2 separate regions of the Homo sapiens genome follow, and region 2 is linked to region 1. Evidence: chromatin loops called from intact Hi-C (ENCODE). Cell type or tissue: Caco-2. All regions are shown on one strand.

Region 1 (5,000 bases):
GGTCCCTTCCTCTCTGTGTCCTGAATTTCTTGTGTGCTCTCAGAGGTCAGAAAACCTTGAAGCTGGTGAAGTGAGGCGTGTGTGCGTGGAGATGGAGTGGGGAGGGGGTGGGGGGCTAGTTTGCGTTGCCTGTTAGAACCTCCTCCTCCTGCTGCAATGAAACCCACTCCCAAGGCCATAGGCTGCTCCCTCCTGTGACATTCCTTAAGAGAGTTTGGATTTCATCTGGCCCTTTTCCCCAGTCCCCACTCCTTCCTTCCAGAATCCCTCGGAACCACTCCAAGCCTTCATTCCTGGAAGCAGTGCCCACTAATACCCCTGCAGCCCCCGTCTCAAGGCCTTCATCAGCTGAGTGTTCTCCAAGTTGCCCCAACTGTCCCAGAGCCTCTCATGCCCCCTGGACCTCTCCTGGCCTCCTCCAGGTCCAGGATATGTGTGGGGGGTGCTGGTCCAGCTGCCCCCAGTGCGGCCCTGCGATCCTCACAGCCGCCATTGCTTCTCAGGCCCTTCCCTCTGCACTCCAAGGCCGCCCCACAGATGGCCGTAGGGGCCCATGCAGTCCTGACAAGGCTTCCTTCTTTCTCAGACGCCTGGCAATAGGGGGATGCCTGAGGCTGGGTGTGTGACCCCCACTGGGCCTCCAGTGAAGCCCAGGGGCAAGTCTGGGCTGCCCCAGGCCTGGAGTAGCCCCCTCCCAGGCACCCCTCTGGCACTGTCATGGGCATCACCTATGCCTTGGAGCGACTTCATGGGATAGAGCTGGAGAAGCTGAAGTCAGCAGGAGATTAATTAATCAAAACCCGAACACATCTGCTGTTAATTAATTCCATGCCAAGGTTAACTCTTCCCTCTGGGCTTCCCCTCCCCTTGGTGGGAAGAAGGAAATAATGGTGGGAGACAGCACCCCCTTAACCTTCTTCCCTTAGTGGGAAACATGAAGAAGGGAGGGGAACGTGAAGGGCAGGGCAGTTTCTGGGGTAAGAAAGCAGAAGAGGCAGGGCCCCCAGAGGGCAGGGCAGCCTCACCCATGTGGGTGCTTTTTAGCGGTGGTAGGGGGCGTTTGCTTTTGAGAGTCAGGGTCCATGGCAATTAGTCATGAGTCCTGAGGAAATCTGAGATGGACAAATATCTTTATTTACAGCAACAGATAGAACAGACCCTCCCTCCCTTCCCTTCCTTTCCCCTTCCAGTCTTTTCCATACTGTTCCCCCTCCCGCCCCACCCCAGGCTCTCGCCTAGCCCTGCCCTCTGGGGTCACTGCGTGGGTTAGGCCCCCAAAAAAGCCTAGGAAAGGAGACTGGAGAGGGCTGGCTGAGGGTGGGTGGGGCGTCTCTTCACATTTTTCTGTCCTCTAAGCCTGGGGTGGAGGAGAGAGGCAGGCACCAGGAGCAGGGAGAGGTAGAGAGCTACGGCCCCACCGGCCCACCCTCCCCAAGTAACTTTCACAGTGTTCCCCAGCCCTGGCTGCCCCCTGCGGTCCCCACCCCAGCCCTGCCCCTAGGTTGTCCTGTCAGGTCCTCAGCAATGTATGAACCTGGTAACCCAGTAAAGAGTTCAGGCTTCTCTGCCATGGGCCCACCACCCACGGCTGAGGAGGTGGCCCCTCTGAGTGCCCCCCACTATTTTCAAGGCTGGGGTTCTGAGAGGACATGGGTGGGTAGGAGAGGACCAGGGAGAGGGGGCTTCTCAAGCCTTGTGTGACAGTCCTGGGCCTGGCCCCACTCAGAGGGACCCTGCTGGAATCTGCAGGGGCGCCAGGCTGGCTTAGCCCCCGACAGAGGCTCAGGAGGAGAAGCAGAGCCCACAGCACTCCATGCAGATCTCCAGGCAGTCCGCGGACTCGCAGCAGGCATCCAGGATGCCGCAGTCCAGGTCGCAGGGCAGGTCGCAGTCGGCACACTCGCCAGAGCCACAGCAGCAGCAGCAGAGGCACGAGTCCTCCGAGCTGCAGGAGCCACAGGTGGCGCAGTCCAGGACGATGTTGCACAGCGTCAGGAACTCGCAGAACAGGCAGGACAGGATGCAGTGGACACAGCAGTCTGCGGGGTGGCGGTGGAGAGGGGGACGGGTGAGAGAGGGGAGGGATGAGCGTGTGTGAAATAGCCGGGGGTGTGGGGGCCTGCGGCAGCGGCAGCAGCAGGGACGCTGAGTGTTCACTGTGTGCCTGAAGCTCACGAATCCGTCCCCACAGCTCCATTTTCTAGGTGATGACCCCGAGGCACAGACAGTTAAGCACATCGGAGCGGGCAGTCTGGATCATCCTTGCTCTTAGCCACCCTCTGTTTATTTGTTTAACCAACATATGGAGTGATACATGTTCTTGGCACTGTTCTGAGTGCTGTGCATGAATTACATTCATTTAGGCCTCCAATGAATCTATGAGGCAGGGGCCTTTACTAGCCCCACTCTACAGATGAAGAGACTGAGGTTAAGAGAAGTCGGCCGGGCCCAGTGGCTCATGCCTGTAATCCCAGCTCTTTGGGAGGCCGAGGTGGGCGGATCACCTGAGGTTAGGAGTTCGAGACCAGCCTGGCCAACATGGCGAAATCCCATCTCTATTAAAAATACAAAAAATTAGCTGGGCGTGGTGGCACACGCCTATAATCCCAGCTACTTGGGAGGCTGAGGCAGGAGAATCGCTTGAACCCAGGAGGTGGAGGCTGTAGTAGTGAGCCGAGATCACACCATTGCACTCCAGCCTGGGCAACAAGAGCTGGACTCTCTCTCAAAAAAAAAAAAAAAAAAAAAAGAGAGGGAGAGTAGTTAAGTCTACACCCAGAATCCTACCACCTGGCTCATCTCTCACCTGGACACCTTCGACAGCCTGCTTACTGGTCTCCCTTTGACCACTGCCACCTGGCATCTCCACTCCACACCGCAGCCAGAGGGATCCTTTAGAAATACCTGTTGGATCCTGGCCCTCCTCTGCTCAGACCCCTCCCATGGTTCACATGTCGCTTGTGATAAAAGCTGAAATCTTTGAAGTGGCCTCTGAGGCCCCCTGTAGTGTGGTCCCTGTGCCCTCTTAGTTCTCTTCTCCCACTCTTCTCCTCCAGATCACTCTGCTCTGGCCACGCCAGCCTCCTGGCTGCTCCTTGGCCATGCAGGCGCTGATTCCTCTGCCTGGAACAATCTTGCCACAGGCACGTGCTTGGCTGAGTCCCTCATCTCCTTCTTTGCCCAAATGCCACCTCTCACCGAGGCCTTCCACCACCCGCTTCAATACCGCAACCGGCTGGCTCTGCCTCACACTCCCTGCCCGGCCCTACCTGACTGCCTTCTTCTTCCCTCAGAGGACATCGCCTCCCACTGTACTACACGGTTTCCTCATATTCATTGTCATCTCCTTCTACCGGATATGTAAGCTCCAGCAGGGCAGGCATCTTTGCCCATTTTGTTCAATGAAAGATTACAAGTCCCTAGAACAGCGCCAGACACATAGAGGTGCTCAGTGAATAGAATAGAAATGCATGAAGCTGCGCTGGGCACCAGCTGGGAGGTGGTGGAGCTGGGACTTGAATCCAGGCTGCTGGCTCTAGAACCCACGTCCTGCAGCCCTCCGTGTGCTGGGGCCAGGCCATGGGGCAAAGCGTGCAGCTCTCCTGGCCAGGGGGCCCCCTGGGAGGTTCACTGTGCTGTGGAGGGTCTAACCCTGTTCTCCTGCATTCCTGTGTGGAGGGAACTAGGGTCTTGTGATCTCTCTCCAAACTGGATAGGGTAGTTATCTTCAAACGTAAATCTAATGAGGTGACCACCTTGTTTAAAACCCTTCAGTGGCTCCCTACTGCTCTCCAGATAGTCTAGGCTTACTGCCTGGTTGGTAAGGACCTCCCAGGACCCCTGCCTGCTAGGAGTCTCACCTTTGGCAGTTCACCCTCCAGCCACACTGGCCATTTCTCAGCTCTGTGCGCATGCTCTCCTGGCTGGAGCCTCCTTCTGGTCTTTTAAGGCATGTTCAGACATCACCTCCAAGCCTTCCCAGGATTCCCTCCCCAGATTTCTGGGCTGGTGTGAGTGGTCCCCCTGTGTTTGCGTAATCCTCTGCATGAGTTTATCATTGCACTTATCACATCGTATGGCGATTACCTATCTACGTCTCTCATGAGAGCTTTATGAGGTCATGAACCAGGTTTCCAGCACATAGCAGGTGCCTAGGACATTTCATTTTATTTTTCTTTGAGACAAAGTTTTGCTCTTGTTGCCCAGGCTGGAGTGCAATCTCGGGCACGATCTTGGCTCACTGCAACCTCCGCCTCCGGAGTAGCTGGGATTACAGGCGCCCACCGCCACGCCTGGCTAATTTTTTGTATTTTTAGTAGAGACAGGGTTTCACCATTTAGACAAGGCTGGTCTTGAACTCCTGACCTCAGGTGATCCACCTGCCTCGGTGGATCCCAAAGGGCTGGGATTACAGAAGTGAGCCAACGTGCCTGGCCAGGACATTTTAAATGAATAAATGGCTCCTTCATAAATAAGACTGTTGGGACTGGGCTTGGTGGCTCACGCCGGTAATCCCAGAACTTTGGGAGGCCGAGGCGGGTGGATCACCTGAGGTCAGGAGTTCGAGACCAAGCTGGCCAATATGGCGAAATCCTGTCTCTACTAAAAATACAAAAATTAGCTGGGCGTGGTGGGACGCGCCTGTAGTTCCAGCTACTCAGGAGGCTGAGACAGAAGAATCGCTTGAACCCGGGAGAAGGAGGTTGCAGTGAGCCAAGATTGCGCCACTGCGCTCCAGCCTGGGCGACAGAGCAAGACTCCATCTCAAAAAAAAAAAAAAAAAAGGAAAAAGACTGTTGGGCAGAATCTGCTTTGCAGAGTGGGAAGGTTTCTGAGCATGTTATGTGCAAGTGTGTTTTGCAGATGCCCAGGCCAGGGTCCCTTCACATGGACAGGAATCACTGGAACATTCTGAGGTAAAGGTCAGGCCATCACTGAGCTCAGGCAGCTGTTGGCCATGTTCAATTGATGGCTGATGAGGAGGGGACTGGCTGCCCCTG
Region 2 (5,000 bases), 50 kb after region 1:
TAAGCTCCATCTCAGTTCCCCTGCAGGCCTAGAATGTTCTTTCTTCTCCCCTCTTTCTACCCAAATTTCCCCTCCTCAGCTCCAGAACTCTTCCAGGGAGTCTTCCAGGATACACTGGTCCCCAGTAAGCACTTAGGTCCCTCTGAGCCCCTATGGTGACTGGCACCCAGGACTCCATTTTATTAACAGCCATTATGTATTGAGGGCATATTATGCACCAGACATCTTTTTTTTTTTTTTTTTTTTTTTGAGACGGAGTCTCGCTCTGTCGCCCAGGCCGGACTGCGGACTGCAGTGGTGCAATCTCGGCTCACTGCAAGCTCCGCTTCCCGGGTTCACGCCATTCTCCTGCCTCAGCCTCCCGAGTAGCTGGGACTACAGGCGCCCGCCACCGCGCCCGGCTAATTTTTTGTATTTTTAGTAGAGACGGGGTTTCACCTTGTTAGCCAGGATGGTCTTGATCTCCTGACCTCGTGATCCACCCACCTTGGCCTCCCAAAGTGCTGGGATTACAGGCGTGAGCCACCGCACCCGGCCCAGACATCTTTTTATATATCATTAATCTTCTCAACAAGCCAGTGATGTAGAGATTATTACTCCACCCCATTCTACAAATGAGAACTCTGAGGCCCAGAGAGGTCCAGTGGCTTTCCCAATGCCACAGACCTGGCAAGCAGCAGAGCCAGGATTTGAACCCTTGTGTTTACTCCCTCACAGCACATGACAGTCGGCTGATCTCCATCTGTTTCCCAGCCAGAGAAGCAGCTCTCAGAGAACAGAGACCCACCCTGTGTTTCTCTGGTGACCACCCACCCTTACCCCCTGTACCTGGCCCACTCCTGGAGCCCAAGCATGGTGGCCTTGTATAGACAGGCCTGCATTCCAGGTCCCAGAGCAGGAGAGGCCCTCGTGGGAGGGCCAGGGCCAGAAGCCCAGAGTGCCAGCTTGGTTACCCAGCCCACCACTGCACTGTCCCTGTTAATTCAGCCAGTCTTCTGAAGGTTGCCAGCCCCCACGCCCTGTCCCTGGCCCCTCCTGGCTAGGACAGAGGGCCTTTCAGCCTGGGCTGCCACCATGACTGCCTTCTCAGGAGGGGCTGTTTTTCTAAACTTTTGATCCTGAGGCGGATGCAGACTGCAGGCCAGTGAGGTGTCGGGGGTTCTGTGTGGTGGGATGTCCCACCCTGGGGGTCCATTTCTGGTCACCTAGAGATGACTGCAGATGGAAGGGACCTCTGGTGTCAGTATATCGGGTAGTAGCATGTGCATGTGTGTGTGAAGGTGTGTGCTGTGCATGAGGGGTGTCATTTTAAAGTCCCCACCACAGACAGGGGGATCTTTGTCTGCACTGCTCTGCCTCACCGTCCCATCAGAAGGGCCCCTGTCTGATTATTTTTATAGGGTAATTCAGACTTCTCTGCCTCACTCTGTCCTTCAGTGACTGTTTCAAGATCAATTTACCTTATTCTGCTTAGAGTAGAATGGCAGCTGGGGAACTCAGAAGCCAGGGCCTAATTCCCAGCTTCGAGGCGCTCGGAGCCTCATTTCCCCACTCGGAGCCTCCAGAGAAGGAGGGAAGCAGCGATCACCAAAGTAAATCGTGTCACTAGAAAGCAGGGGCAAACCACAGGGTCTCCCTCTTCTCTTTCCCCACCGTCAGCCACAGGTTCATTTTTTTTTTTAAACCCAGAACCCGGATTGCTCATCTGCAAAGATTCTTTATTCTTAATGCTTTATCTGCTCATCTCTTTGACTCTGCCTCAGTCTCTTCATCTATAAAATGGGGATAATAATACCTAACTCAGAGTCGTTTTGGGGATGAAATGAAATATAAAGCTTCTAGGATAGTGCCTGGCACATAATGAGGGCTCATTAACTGTTAATAATTATTACTATTAAAAACAGGTACTGAGCCCTCCGCTGTACGGCGGCTGGCATTCTCAGGGAAGTTGTTCTGTGCCCCGGAAACAGGCAAGTTTGTCCAGAGGAGCCGGTCTGCTTTGTTTAAAGCGCCCTCTGCTGACCATCGGCAAGAAGGCCTTGGGCAAGGTGGCGAGTTCATGGTGGGGGAGCGAAGTGCTGAGTGCCAAGGGGAAGGGGGACTTCTGTCGGATGCAGAGCGCAGAGCGCTACTTATCCCACCCCTAAAACGTCCGGCTTGGAGTATTTCTCTTTTTTTTTTCCCCAGGTTCCAAAGATAGCTTCCCCAACAGGGCTCAGCAATGCTAAGACCAGGACAAGCTGCCAGCTGCAGTTAACAGCCTACTCCCTGGCTGTGAGTTAACAGTAGAAAGGAGAGAAGCTACATACCCAGCATGCAGCGCTTCCTGAGGCAAAGCGTGATGGGGGTTGGGGGTGGGGTGGACATGTTGGTTCATACTTCGAATAAGGTAATAATTGTGGGAGGGCTGCCCCATGTAGGATGTCAGATCAGGAAGAAAATAAATTACTGAGTCTATAAGCCCAATGCACCCAGAAGGTGGTGGTTCATAACAGCTCTTGTTTCTTATATTGCAAGACCCTCTCCTGTACCAGTGTCCAAAATAGATCATCACCCCACCTGCAAATGCACTGACCATTCACTATATCCCTGTGAGAGGAATAAAAAGAGGACTCTAGTTGAAGCAGGAGAAACTGAAGTTAGACCGCGGGAAGGACGGTCCTGAGAATAAAGCTAGGTGCAGTCTTGTCCCTCCAGAGTCTGGCATAGGAAGAATGCCCCCGGGGCTGGTCCACAGAACTGACTACTTCTTCAAGGGGGCAGAGTAAGGGGGCTGGGAGACTGGCAGCCAACACCTAAGGATTCTCTGGGGCATTCTGGTAGGTCCCAGCTGGGAGGGGAAGAAGGGGAAAGGGGAAGCGGCCGCAGCAAAATCATGGGTAATTGTTTTTATTGCATTGTAGAGAATGCCATTGTCCACAGATTACATGCAGCTAGGTTTACCGTACAAGGCCCTGGCAGCCTCCACGGAGGGCTGGGAGGGGCAGATTACAAAACACATCAGTGCTACTTTTTTAAACAGTATCTGGTGGGGAGACTCTGAGACCAAGCTGAGCTCCCCAGCCCCTCTCGAGGTACCATGGGGGACAGGGAATTCACCCCAGGCCCTACACAAGCGTCCAGAGGATTAGGGCTGTGGTGGAGCAGGCCTGCAGAGTGGATGAAGGTGAGACAGAGAAAGCGGGGCGAGTGAGCGACAGACAGAAATAGATGGACGAAAAGGACAAAAGACATGCCTGAGAGTAGAGAGAGGTCAGCAAAGACTCACCCTCCAGGTCCTTCTCCCAGCATTTGGCTGGAGAGTTCCAGCAGTTTGGTGATTTGTGGGAAGGGTGATTGACTCCAGTTCAGCTTTCTCAACACCCTCCCCTCCCCTGCTCCCCAAATACACTCTTCCCTGGGCCTTGTCCCTAGGGACAGGCCTGGGACTCCTTTCTGCCCTCAAGGAGGGAGTGTCCAGAAGGTGGCGTAAGACCAGTGAGAGCCGGGTGCAGTGGCTCACGCCTGTAATCCCAGCACTTTGGGAGGCTGAGGCTGGCGGATCACCTGAGGTCGGGAGTTCGAGATCAGCCTGACCAACATAGAGAAACCCCGTCTCTACTAAAAATACAAAAAAATTTAGCCCGGCGTGGTGGTGCACGCCTGTAATCCCAGCTACTTGGGAGGCTGAGGCAGGAGAATCACTTGAACCTGGGAGGCAAAGGTTGCAGTGAGCCGAGATAGCATCACTGCACTCCAGTCTGGGCAATAAGAGCGAAACTCCATCTTAAAAAAAATAAAAAATAAAGACCAATGAGACGGCTGAGGCCCTGGGGATGTGCACAGGGGTCTGAGGCGGCGGGAGGGGCTCTGTGTTGAGGAGGGGCAGCAGGTGGGGAACCAGGACTTAACACGGGATAAGAGGTGCAGGCTGGTGTGCTGGGGCTGGGGGAGGTGTCAGGGGCCATCTTTGGCTTAGCAGCTTGGCCCTTGGCCTCTTTCCTTGCAGCCTATCCAGGGTCCCCTTTGTATAGGTTGAATGATCCCGTTTCCGCCGTGAGCCCACTATGATGACCATGGTCACCACACAGTGTGCCACGTGGGTGTGCACGCACACTAATGGTCCTACTGCTTCAGGATGCCACCACCACACCTGGGCACTACACACACACACGCCTATCCAGGCAGCCCCCTTGAAGACGTGGACAATGGGCCTGGAAGGACACCTGGGAATGGGTGTGGATGTCTCCAGAGCTGGTGGCACAGGTAAAAGAACCCTGCGGCGGTGGTCCTCTCCATCCCTGCAGCAAATCAGCTGCCTTGCTCCAACACTCTGGCAAGAACTTGGATTTCAAACTAGTGAAAGAACTAGGGCAAAGGATTGGGACTCTGGAAGAAAACAGGAAAATGACAGAGAACCCTGTTTAAGCGTGGAAGGGACAGGAGGCACAGGGGAACCGGAGGTGGGTGGGCCCTGTCCACAGTGAGGGCACATGCCCAGCGCCCCTGCAGGGCTGCTCATTCCATCCACTCACAGAAACCACCACCACAGCGACCCTCACGTTGCTGCTGCTCTGCCCAGGCTCCCCGAGCAGAGCGATCTTTCAGCTTTAATGCTCCTCCCCTCCCGCACCTCGGTGACACACACAGGGCCCGGTGAATAGAGGACGTTTAATATTTCTGTGCTGGTCAAACGGAACACAGGTGGGGAATACATGGGGAGGGGGCGGAGGGCCCCCTGCCTCTCAGGAGGGGTGGCTTGTGAGGGGTGTATGTGGGGGGTTCTTGGGAAATATCCAAGGAGTCTTCTCAGTAAAGGGGCCAGGCCAGGGGTGTTATGAGCATCCGATACGCCCAGTCCTTGGCCTTGAGTTGGGGGTCCCCCATAGGGGGTCTGTGGAGAGTCTGACTTTTTTCCAGCTCTTTTGCTAGAATCCACACTCCCAGCACGACGGGTGACTTGGTCCTAGAGAGGGGTCTGGAGAGCCCCCAGGAAGCAGCCCAGGGTCAGGGAGAAGGGC

Evidence for each region. Hi-C counts contacts between places; a loop is a spot of excess contacts. Peaks named below come from ENCODE experiments on the same cell type or tissue, not always from the same donor. Only the 100,000 strongest peaks of a DNase experiment are listed, where the experiment ranks them.
Region 2: it touches region 1 in a loop (2.8-fold over the local background); 2 of 110 quality-filtered maps call a loop at or near these places.

Annotation. Positions count from the first base shown.
Region 1 is chr6:41,650,358-41,655,357 of GRCh38, reverse strand. It overlaps MDFI (MyoD family inhibitor), which reads right to left. Exons shown (of 5, transcript NM_005586.4): 5 at 1,114-2,039. The coding sequence ends at 1,783. Among named protein-coding and RNA genes, the nearest start is that of MDFI, 14 kb to the right of the region's middle. In Caco-2, no CTCF peak of the experiment used is centred here; a DNase peak (open chromatin) is centred at 1,997.
Region 2 is chr6:41,600,258-41,605,257 of GRCh38, reverse strand. It overlaps FOXP4 (forkhead box P4), which reads right to left. Exons shown (of 17, transcript NM_001012426.2): 17 at 2,874-5,000. Among named protein-coding and RNA genes, the nearest start is that of MIR4641, 4.0 kb to the right of the region's middle. RefSeq lists an enhancer at 1,893-2,187. In Caco-2, CTCF peaks have their summits at 2,017 (motif pointing left) and 3,415 (motif pointing right); DNase peaks (open chromatin) are centred at 2,007, 2,317 and 3,463.